Regions from separate parts of the Homo sapiens genome. Here region 1 is linked to region 2. Evidence: read pairs that join two places in POLR2A ChIA-PET (ENCODE). Cell type or tissue: K562. All regions are shown on one strand. Links, peaks and the distances in the headings refer to the core of each region. The heading gives the core; the rest is flanking DNA.

Region 1 (5,378 bases), core at 216-5,215, 50 kb after region 2:
TGCAGTGAGCCGAGATCACGCCACTGCACTCCAGCCTGGGCAACAGAGTGAGACTCCATCTCAAAAAAAAAAAAAAAAAAGATTAACAGTATAGATTTTTTTGTAGCAATAAGACACCAGATTCCAGCCTGACACTAGTATAGCATCACATGATGGATAGCAGGCCCTGAGACAAACCAAAGTATTTTATCCCCAAAATATATTTATTTGACATATTTTGAAATGACCCTGCAAAGCTGTCTCTCATGGGGGAAATCTGAATTCTGTAGAGAATTCCCTGTTCTTCACAGGTCTTTCCCTTGATCCAGGAGAAAATTATCTAAGAGCCTGGCATGTTTTTTGGTCTGATAAGAGCTCTGAAGCCTGCTACCTGGAGGCTTCACCTGCGTGATAAAACCTTGGTCTCCACAACCCTTTATCTGAACCCAGACATTCTTTTCTATTGATTCCAGGTCTTTAGATAATAACTCTTTTAACCAATTGCCAATCAGGAAATCTTTGAATCTGCCTATGACCTGGAAGCCCCTCCACCTTTCCTGCTTTGAGTTGTCCCACCTTTCTGGACTAAACCAATGTACATCTTACACATATTAATTAATGTCTTATGTCTCCCTAAAATGTGTAAGACCAAGCTGTGGCTTGACCACCTTGGGCACATGTTCTCAAGATATCCTGGGGCAGTGTCACAGGCCATTGGTCACCCATACTTGGCTCAGAATAAATATCTTCAAATATTTTACAGAGTCTGACTCTTTTTATCAACAATAATTGGCACCCAACATCGGGCCTCAGAGCCCCCAAAAGAGTTGCCCAAATCTGAAGCTAAGGGACCAGCAGGAACCCACTGAAATATTGACTTAATGAAATTGCAAAAAGGTTTTAATTTTTAAATTCCATAATCTCTTTCTTTTTGAAATTTTTCAAGTTGGTATCTCAAAAGTTCAACTTCTGCTGTACCCCTGCTGCTTCAGCTCTTTCTTTCTTTGAGAAGGCCTGGGATGGTAACTTTTGTCAGCTCCTGTGTGTGTGCTCCTATAACTTTTTTTATTAATAGTCTAAAGTAAGGGAGAGGATTTTTGAAAACAGGCAAATCTTACAGGATCTGCCACTGTCTGTGTGTCTGTTATGTCTACATGTTTATATGTGCCATGTGGAAGTGATGTTTTACTACCAAACTATATAAAAGAGCTCTAATCAGTTGGCTTAAAGAGGCCAGGCACAGTGGCTCAGGTTTGTAATCCCAGCACTTTGGGAGGCCGAGGCGGGTGGATCACTTGAGGTCAGGAATTCAAGACCAGTCTGGCCAACATGGTGAAACCCCATCTCTACTAAAAATACAAAAATCAGTCTGGTGTGGGGCGCATGCCTGTAGACCCAGCTATTCAGGAGGCTGAGGCAGGAGAATCACTTGAATCTGAGAAGCAAAGGTTGCAGTGAGCCAAGGTCAGGCCACTGCACTCCAGCCTGAGCAACAGAGTGAGACTCCATCTCAAAAAAAAAAAAAAAAAAAAGAAATAAAAAGAAAAAATTGGCTTAAAGAAAAGTAAGTGCTTGTCGACTAACAGACGGTAGCTCAGATGCCTTTTACTTCACATGATTTTAGTAATCTTTGGTAAGATTAACTTGGCAAATTGAAGCTCAAAATTGTCTCCAGTTCTTAAGAAATTTAAAGTCATGTTATGTTAAATTAAGTAATCCTGGATTTTCCACTGGGAATTTGGATTACTAAAAATTAGAATAGTTGGAGAATAAGATATGTTTTTGGTGAGGATGTAAAAACATGAGGATATGGTTTTGCTAAAGAAAATGTATTTTTTTCTAGTTTAGAGACCATTTAAGGGTCACTTTAAAATAAAATTTAAAAAAAATTGTTTCACTCTGTTGCCCAGGCTGGAGTGCAGTGGTGCCATCTCGGCTCACTGCAACCTCCACCTCCCGGGTTCAAGCGATTCCCCTGCCTCAACCTCCCAAGTATCTGGGACTACAGGTACACATCACCACATCTGACTAATTTTTGTATTCTTAGTAGAGGTGTGGTTTCACCATGTTTGCCAAACTGGTCTCAAACTCCTGACCTCAAGTGATCCACCCGCCTCGGCCTCCCAAAGTGCTGGGATTACAGGCATGAGCCACTATGCATGGCCTAAAATAAAGAAAAAATTATACAGACTAAATGGATAAAGAGAAAAATAAAAGAAAGGGTGGAGAATGGATGTGGTCACCCATCTTAAGGAGCTGCAGCTGTGCTGCATTCAGTTACTAAAAGTTAGCAGTAGAATTTAAAGATGGATCATGCTCCCAGGAAGTTGGTTCACTGGATGCATAAGGAAATACAAGCTATAACCACAAAATAAGTGATAGAATTTTTAAAAATAAAGAAAATGCAAATTAATAAGGAAGAAGGAAAATATTTAATCCCTTGGTTATTGTTATCTGTAATAGCTGAGATGAAAACAAAAGAGAGTGCTGGGTTGGGCCTTAAGACTGGCCCAAGCTCAGATGTGGGTCTCTCTCAGCTCAGGCCACTAGCCTCAAAGTGAAACGGGAAAGGTTCCCTTGTCCCCCTCTCAGGGCATGCAATGGGGGCGTGGCTCATTTCTTCAGTGCCCCACTGCTCAAACCTCTAGGGGAGCATACAGACGGGCAGCCTGTGGGGCTCCCACCCCACAGCAGTGTCTAGGGGTGAATGTTTACAGCTGAAGCCCCAGTGGGCGTGTGTTACAGGGTGCTCTGTTACAAGTTTGCGGCCTATAGGCGGCTTGTGTAAACCCTCTCAATTAGGCCCTCTACCTTGTCACAAGGACAGAGGGCTTTCTGTATCCTGGGTTCTTGCCTTAGTATACCGGAAGAATCAGATCACACGTGGGCTTGGATAATGGGTGCAAGGTTTTACCGAGTGGAGGTAGCTCTCCACTGATGGAGGATCCAGAAGGGAGATGGTTTTCCCCTGTAGTTGGGCCACTCAGCAGCCCCGGCTCTCCTCCGACTGCTCCAGCCAAACTCCGCATTGTTCTGCTTGTCATGGCCTGCCAGCAAGCTGGCATCTGCCAGCGTGCTCTTCCACCAGCGTGCTCTTCCACCAGCATGCTCTTCCACCAGCGTGCTCCCTCGACGTCCTCTTGCCATCCAGCTGCTTGTGTCTTCTTCCGGTGATGTGCTCCTCTCAATGTCTGGCTGCCTGTGTGTTTGCCTGCTAGGGTCTTGGGTTTTTATAGGCCCACGATGGGGACATGGCAGGCCAGGGTGGTCTTGGGAAATGCAACATTTGGGTGCAAAGGCAGGAGTGCCTGTCCTCACCTAGGTCCATGTGTGTTGAGCCCCAGCCAGGGACCACACCCTCCTCTACCCAGCACTTCCCTTTCCCTTTTCATTTAAAGGGACCACGCTCTTCCCTTCCCAGCACTCCCATATCAAAAGCTACCCACAAATGGAAACATTAAGCCAGGGTGACAAAAGGTACCTCTGAGGTATGTAATTACCAAGAAGGTAGTCAATGTAGGGGAAGGGCAAAACCAAGTAACTATTAAAATAAGAGGGTATAATATAAAGAAATTGTACCATTTGGTAGATTGATATCATCAGCTTCCTGAGAAACCTTTGCTAAAATGGACTGTAAGAATAACTACTTTAAGGACAGTATCTTTAATTTTAAATGCTACAGAATGAAAGAGCATCTCTGGGTTGATGCAGGACCCATAGCTCACTATTAAACAATTGCGGCTGAGTTTATGTGATCCAAATGCCCAGGAGGTTATTCCTGAGCAAATGGCCAGCCTAGTGAATTGGATAAATGCCCATGTAAGATCTGTTTACCCTGAGAAGGGCATTTCCTAACTCTCCCTATAAAATGCCAAGTGGAGCACCCCAGATGAAATAGCTGATATGCTTTCTATACAAGCCATCTAGGACTGGCTTTATCATGACCAGGATATTCACCCACTGAATATGGCTATTACCCAAGTTATGGTAAATGCTGTAGTTAAGGGGGTCCCTTCCACATGGACACCCCAGGTTATAACCAGAAAGGGTTCCCAATCTAGACTCCAAGAGAGGGTTCTTAGACCTCATGCAAGAAAGAACTTGGGGCAAGTACATAAAGTGAAAGCAAGTTTATTAAGAAAGTAAAGAAACAAAAAAATGGCTACTCCATAAGCAAAGTTATTTCTCACTTATATGATTAATAAGAGATGGATTATTCATGAGTTTTCTGGGAAAGGGGTGGGCAATTCCTGGAACTGAGGGTTCCTCCCACTTTTAGACCATATAGGGTATCTTCCTGATATTGCCATGGCATTTGTAAACTGTCATGGCACTGATGGGAGTGTCTTTTAGCATTCTAATGCATTATAATTAGCATATAATGAGCAGTGAGGATGACCAGAGGTCACTTCTGTTGCCATATTGGTTTCAGTGGGGTTTGGTTGGCTTTTTTTTTTTTTTAACCACAACCTGTTTTTTATTTATTTATTTATTTATTTATATTTTTTATTTTTTTTTAGATGGAGTCTTGCTCTGTCACCCAGGTTAGAGTGCAGTGGCACCATCTCGGCTCACTGCAAGCTCTGCCTCCTTGGTTCACGCCATTCTGCTGCCTCAGCCTCCCGAGTAGCTGGGACTACAGGTGCCTGCCACCATACCCGGCTAATTTTTTCTATTTTTCAGTAGAGACGGGGTTTCACCGTGTTAGCCAGGATGGTCTTGATCTCCTGACCTCGTGATCTGCCCACCTCGGCCTCCCAAAGTGCTAGGATTACAGGTGTGAGCCACCACACCCAGCCACAACCTGTTTTTTATTAGCAAGGTCTTTGTGACCTGTATTTTATGCCAACCTCCCATCTCATCCTGTGACTTAGAATTCCTTAACCTCCTGGGAATGCAGCCCAGTAGGTCTCAGTCCTTTTTCTTTTCTTTTCTTTTCTTTTTTTTGAGATGGAATCTTCCTCTGTTGCCCAGGCTGCAGGGCAGTGGCACAATCTCGGCTGTCTGCAAGCTCCACCTCCCGGGTTCAAGCGATTTTCTCTGCCTCAGCCTCCTGAGTAGCAGGGATTACAGGCACCCACCACCAAGCCCGGCTAATTTTTGTAGTTTTTAGTAGAGACAGGGTTTCACCATGTTGGCCAGGCTGGTCTTGAACTCCTGACCTCAGGTAATCTGCCCACCTCGACCTCCCAAAGTGCTGGGATTACAGGCGTGAGCCACCGCACCTGGCTGGTCTCAGCCTTATTTTACCCAGCCCCTCTACAAGATGGAGTCACTCCACTTCAAATGCCTCTGACTAAGTGACATTACTTCTGCAGAACAAATTTGCTGTTCTTCATGGGTCTTGCATATGCTAATAAAACATTCGGCTTAAAAGAAAAATAGGAAAGGCAAATGGG
Region 2 (5,378 bases), core at 123-5,122:
ATCATATATTGTTAACTACAAAAGTTTTGCATGCTCATTGTAAGAACTGAAAAATGCATAAAACCTTAAAGAATAAGTTACTATTCTTCCCCCATCCATTCCTATCTTTCTGAAGTAACCAGAAGCTGTGTATCTTTCCTCCCCTTCCTTTTGTCTTGTCTTTCTCTCTCTTCTTTTTTTTTTTACAGAGTCTTTTCTCTCTTGCCCAGGCTGGAGTGTAGTGTGCAATAACATGATTTCGGCTCACTGCAGCCTTGAATTCCTGGGCTCAGGTGATCCTCCCATGTCAGCTCCCCCAAGTAGTTGGGACTACTGGTGCATGTCATAACGTCTGGCTAATACTTGTTTAATTTTTTGTAGAAACAGGTATTACCACGTTACCCAGTTTAGTCTCAAACTCCTGGACTCAAGTGATTTTCCTGCCTTAGCTCCCCTAAAATTCTGGATTACAGGCATGAGCTTCCTCCCCTTTCTCAGTGCTTATGCAAACATACGAACGCATATGTAGAATTTTTGCATTGTCTTCACAAAAAGTAGGATTATATCAAACACATTACTCTGCAGCTTGATTTTTAACTTAATATATTAGAGTCCTAAGGTACAATAGATACAATACAATAGATACAGACCTAGCTCATGTTTTAATCAGCTACATAGTTGTCATACAAACGTGTACTATTCAGCTCTTCCCTATTAATTGACACTTAGATTGTTGCCAGGTTTGTTTGTTTACTGTGTTGGTGCTTTTCATTTGTGTGGTGTGGATTCCCAAAATTGAACTTGCAGAGTCAGAAGGACATGTTTACATTTTAATAGCTATCGCTAAATGGCAATCCCCAAAGGTTGTTGACATCTGCATTTCACACTGGCAGCATATGAGCATGCCCTTTTCCCCAAGCTCTCCCCAGCCTTGACAGCTGCTTGTTTAATTTGTGCATGTGCCAATCTGATGGGAAAGCAGTGATGTCTCGTAGCTTTCATTTGCTCTTCCCAAATGCTATTGATACAGGAGTTAAGAAGAAATCACTTACCCAGATAGTAAGGGTATGGAACTCCTTGGTAAGGCTTTTCTCATTAATAAAAAGCAGCCCCAAATTATTTTCTTACAAAGAACAGCCTGTAAATTCAAGCTGCAGCCACAGATAAGCAAGATGGGAGCTTGCACAGGTGAATACTGGCAGGAACTAGGGACTAGACATGTTCAAGACGACAGCTCCATATTCCCTTCACTTTGTCAGCCACGTGAACAGTAAAGAGCAGACAAGATGGCACCGGGCAACTGGTAAGCTCAGTTGCATAAGATTACTTATTATGCAATGCTATGTAAACATCATACCTGATTGAACCAATCTGTGAGCCTTATGTAAATCAGACACCACCTTCTCCAGCGTACTTATAAAATCTGCTGCGGTCCACTATCTCCCGCTTTTCAGACATCTCTCTCTCACAAGGAGCTTCTCTTCTCTCTCCTTTCTCCTATTAAACTCTCCACTCCTTAACCTACCCACATGTGTCCATGTCCTCGATTCTTTCTTGGTGTGAGACAACAAAACCCAGGGTATACACCCCAGAAAATGTAGCCATTTCAGTTGGGGGTTCTCATCTGGGATTGGGATCAGAACAGAAGGTAGAATCATTGGAGTGGTAAGTATGGAGTGAACCTCAAAATCTGTCCTTTCATTCTGAGGCTCTCAGCCTGCATTTTAAAATCAAATTAAATCAATAACATGTATACATCAGCCATTTAAAAATATGATTATCATGGCTACCCTTCTTAAAGACTCGGATGTCAGGCTTACTGGGGAGAATATGGAAAATCCCCCAATACTCACAGGTCATTGGGTTCATTGGCCATGCTTTGAACAAGCTTCCTTTCATGGAGAACCTAACTATCATGTGAGGCCAGAAGTCCTGGAGCAACTAAAAGTTTCCAACCAGGGCACACCCTGGTGTTATTCAAAGGTTTCTGGACTAACCCAGCTTCTGACAGCCCATCTGGGTGTTAGTAAAGGATCCGCAGCTATCTTGTTGCAGAATTTTCCTCCTTTTCCTATCTATAGTCGCTATGTCTCTATCCTCTCTGTGTGCTCAGTGTGTGGAAAGTTTTACAGTTCAGGGAAGTAATCATGTTTGACAAGATCAGGGAATGTCGTACTAACCAGGGATATAGCTCAAGGGAAGGCAACTCTGTGATTTTCTATGAACAGAGGGTCCCCCCACACACAGTGAGCATCTCTCTCTGCCCTTGGTCTGGAGAGCACATGGCATTTCCAGGTCTCTCTCTGCCCTTGGTCTGGAGAGCACATGGCATGTCAAAGTCACTCTGCCCTTGGTCTGGACAGTATATGGCCTTTCAAGGTCCACTGTGCCACCTAGTGGAATAGGGATCCTCTCCACGAGGCACTTTGTCCGTCCTTCACCGAAACAGCCTCACTTTCCAATTCTCTCCCCTTTTTATGCCTCTCTACTAGAAACCAGGCTTCATGCTACTTCTGTAAATGGGAAAAATCTGCTGTCAACAATTAGGAGTAAAATATCCTCCAAAACCGAATTTTAGTCTCGGTACTGTCCCATCAGCAGCAAAAATGGCCATTTGGTCCTTATGTTCTCTTAAGGCACCTATTCTATCTCCAATTAGTATGGCTTCCAGTCTCACTTATCTGCGGCCACCTCCAACCATGCCACCAGCTCTTCCACCTCCACCATCTCCAAAATTTCCCACTCCCCCACCTTCACTCTTACCCCTACAGGAAATGCCCAATGGAGGTGATGCCACTAGGGTTCAAGTTCCCTTCTCATTGCAGGACCTTAGACAGGTAAAGGGAGACTTAGGCCAATTTTCTAATGACCCTGATAGGTATATAGAAGCTTTCCAAAATTTAACTCAGGTACTTGACTTCTCACGGAGGGATGTTATGCTGCTGCTAAGGCAAACCCTAACTGTGGCTGAAAAACAGGTAACTCTGCAGGTGGCAGAGAATTTTGGAGATGAGCAATATGTCTCCTATAACAGGCAAAAATGAAAAAGAGAAAATAGGGAAAGTGAAGAAATAGGGAAAACACCATTGTCAATAGGAAGGAAAGCAATACTTCTTGACAAGTCTAATTGGAACCCCAGAATTTTCTGTGGTATTTGACCTTCTTTCACAGTTTAAAATGGCTTCTATCTTCTTTTATAATGTTCTTCCAACCTGGGAAAAGTCAATTTTCCAAACCTTAAAATGATTGGCTTAGAGTTGAGCTAAGGGGAAGAGAACCCAGAAGCCTGACATGCTAGCAGAGTAAAAATTTCTTACCAGTCAGACTTTTGGCTCCTCTCTCCCTGTGCAAACCAGTAAAAGGGATAATAAGGATCATTGTTTATATTCTCTGTAAAGTTTTAACTAATGAAAAAGGATTTGTGAGTTTGGTCTTAAGCTGTAGCCAATCTGGTGTGCTTTGTGTGTTTTTCTGTATGGTTCTGTCAAAAGAAAGGGTACTTTAGGTTAGGTTACAGACACAGGAAACCAAAAGCCTGCTGTTCAAGCAAGCCAAACAAAATAATCAGTAACAAACTTGGTTACAGGCCACCATCTTGTTTCATGTCCTTGGGAACATGACCTGTAACCACATGGCAGTACTTTGTTTTAGTCTCTGCCATTTTACAATGGTGGCTGTCTTCTTGTGCTAAGTCAATTCCTGGGTGAGGGCCACAAAATCAGATAAGCCAGTTTGTCAATCTGGGTAGTGCCAGCTGATCCATCTAGGGTAATGTTTATAAAATATCTTAAGCACTGATCTTGAGAGCAGTTAAGGAAGGGTCAAAAATCTTGTAGCTTCCAGCTGTATGACTCCTGAGCCATGGTTTCCAGTCTTGTGGCTAGTTTTTTGGTCTGGTCCCCAAACAAGAGGGAAGTATATCTTAGGAAAGGACTGTTATCATCTTTGTTTTGGACTACAAACAGTGAACCAGGCCCCTCCCAAAGTTGGTTCAGCCTACACCCAGGGATGGGCAAGGACAGCTTGGGGGCTGGAAACAAAATGAAGTTGGTTGGGTCAGATCTCTTCTACTGTCTCAGTAACAATTTTTTAAACACAGTTTCAAAAGCGCTTATCACCCCCTTAAAAATACTTTGTACACTCGCGGTTAAGTCATAACCTAATTAAGGCTTGTTGGCTTCAACTGTGAGGTTAATTTTTGTAAAGTTCAAAAACCAAAAATTTTAACTCCTTGGCATGGCTAAAGTTGAGTAACAAAAGAATTAAAAGAATTTTCTTAAAGAACACTCAGTTTAATTAAAAGTGGATATTCAAGTTATAGGTATATTTAAAAGACCTTTATATTTTTCTCTTCTTAAATTTTTCTGGGAAAAGGGTTTTTTTCTCCATCAACTGAATTATTTTTCTCCATTCTTTGTCTTGACACTTTTAACACATGCACAAGAGGCCCTAAGATAACTTCTGGTAACATGGGATTCCTTGGGAAAAACAGAGACCACAGACTCCATTTTGGGGGGGAAAACCCTCTGTTTTCCTCATAAAACCCCAGGAATTAAAAGCAGATAGTTCCCTCTCAAAATCAAAGGCTCTGTACTATTTTGCATTGTGTTATCTGACAGTTTTAAGTTTGAGGGGCATCAAATTACTGCACATTACAGAGACCTTTGGTGTCTAATAACCAGGTAAGGAAAACACTTTAAGGGATGGCTAATAGTAGTTATAAATCAGAGAAGCATGTTATTGGCCACCTGAAAGATATGGAAATATCCCCACCCCCCACTGAGAGATGAGGCTCCTGTGGGAAATGGGCTGATTACAAAATAAGCCAATTGTCTTTGGGTTGCCTTGCAATGAAATGCATAGTAGAGGCACTGCACACTGTCTTCTCCCATAGAATCTCCCTCCTTTTGGGGATCCAAGATCCAGAATAAAATGGCACCCTTAATTTTGAGGATCTGCCTTTGCCTTCAGCTGTGCTTGCTTATTTTGCCCTAGAAATGCATGCCTTCCTGGCACTGTTCCTCCAAGGGCTCCACCCTGAAGCAAGTAATCCAATTAAGAAATTGGCAAATACAAAAATCGTACAAGTGTTGAATCTTCTGTTTGTGGTCGCTATAAATGTGTTGTGTGTAATGTCTATAAAAAGAGCTCTAATTGATTGGCTTAAAGAAAAATAGGCACTTAAGTCAAATATTTTTTAGTTCATATGACTTTAATCTTTAAGAAACAAAAATAGTCTTAAGGGTTATTGGTAAAATGCAAGTGTCATCAAAATTCAAATAGGTGGTCTAAATCATACAACTTAGATACTAGGTTTGCTAAATGTTCCAAGGTTGTATTACTGGTTGCTTTACAGATAGGTAAGGCCTTGGACACGTAGAGTTAGATACTAGAAAGAG

The links. Peaks named below come from ENCODE experiments on the same cell type or tissue, not always from the same donor. Only the 100,000 strongest peaks of a DNase experiment are listed, where the experiment ranks them.
Region 1: POLR2A ChIA-PET joins it to region 2 with 14 read pairs; 3 of 35 experiments call an interaction of 5 or more read pairs at or near these places.

What each region holds. Positions count from the first base shown.
Region 1 is chr22:23,023,876-23,029,253 of GRCh38, forward strand. No RefSeq gene overlaps it. Among named protein-coding and RNA genes, the nearest start is that of GNAZ, 44 kb to the right of the region's middle. In K562, for the core only: a CTCF peak has its summit at 3,931; DNase peaks (open chromatin) are centred at 1,086, 2,498 and 3,936; H3K27me3 peaks cover 1,233 bases.
Region 2 is chr22:22,974,078-22,979,455 of GRCh38, forward strand. No RefSeq gene overlaps it. Among named protein-coding and RNA genes, the nearest start is that of IGLL5, 89 kb to the left of the region's middle. In K562, for the core only: no CTCF peak of the experiment used is centred there; DNase peaks (open chromatin) are centred at 1,246, 1,555, 2,039, 2,384 and 1 weaker place.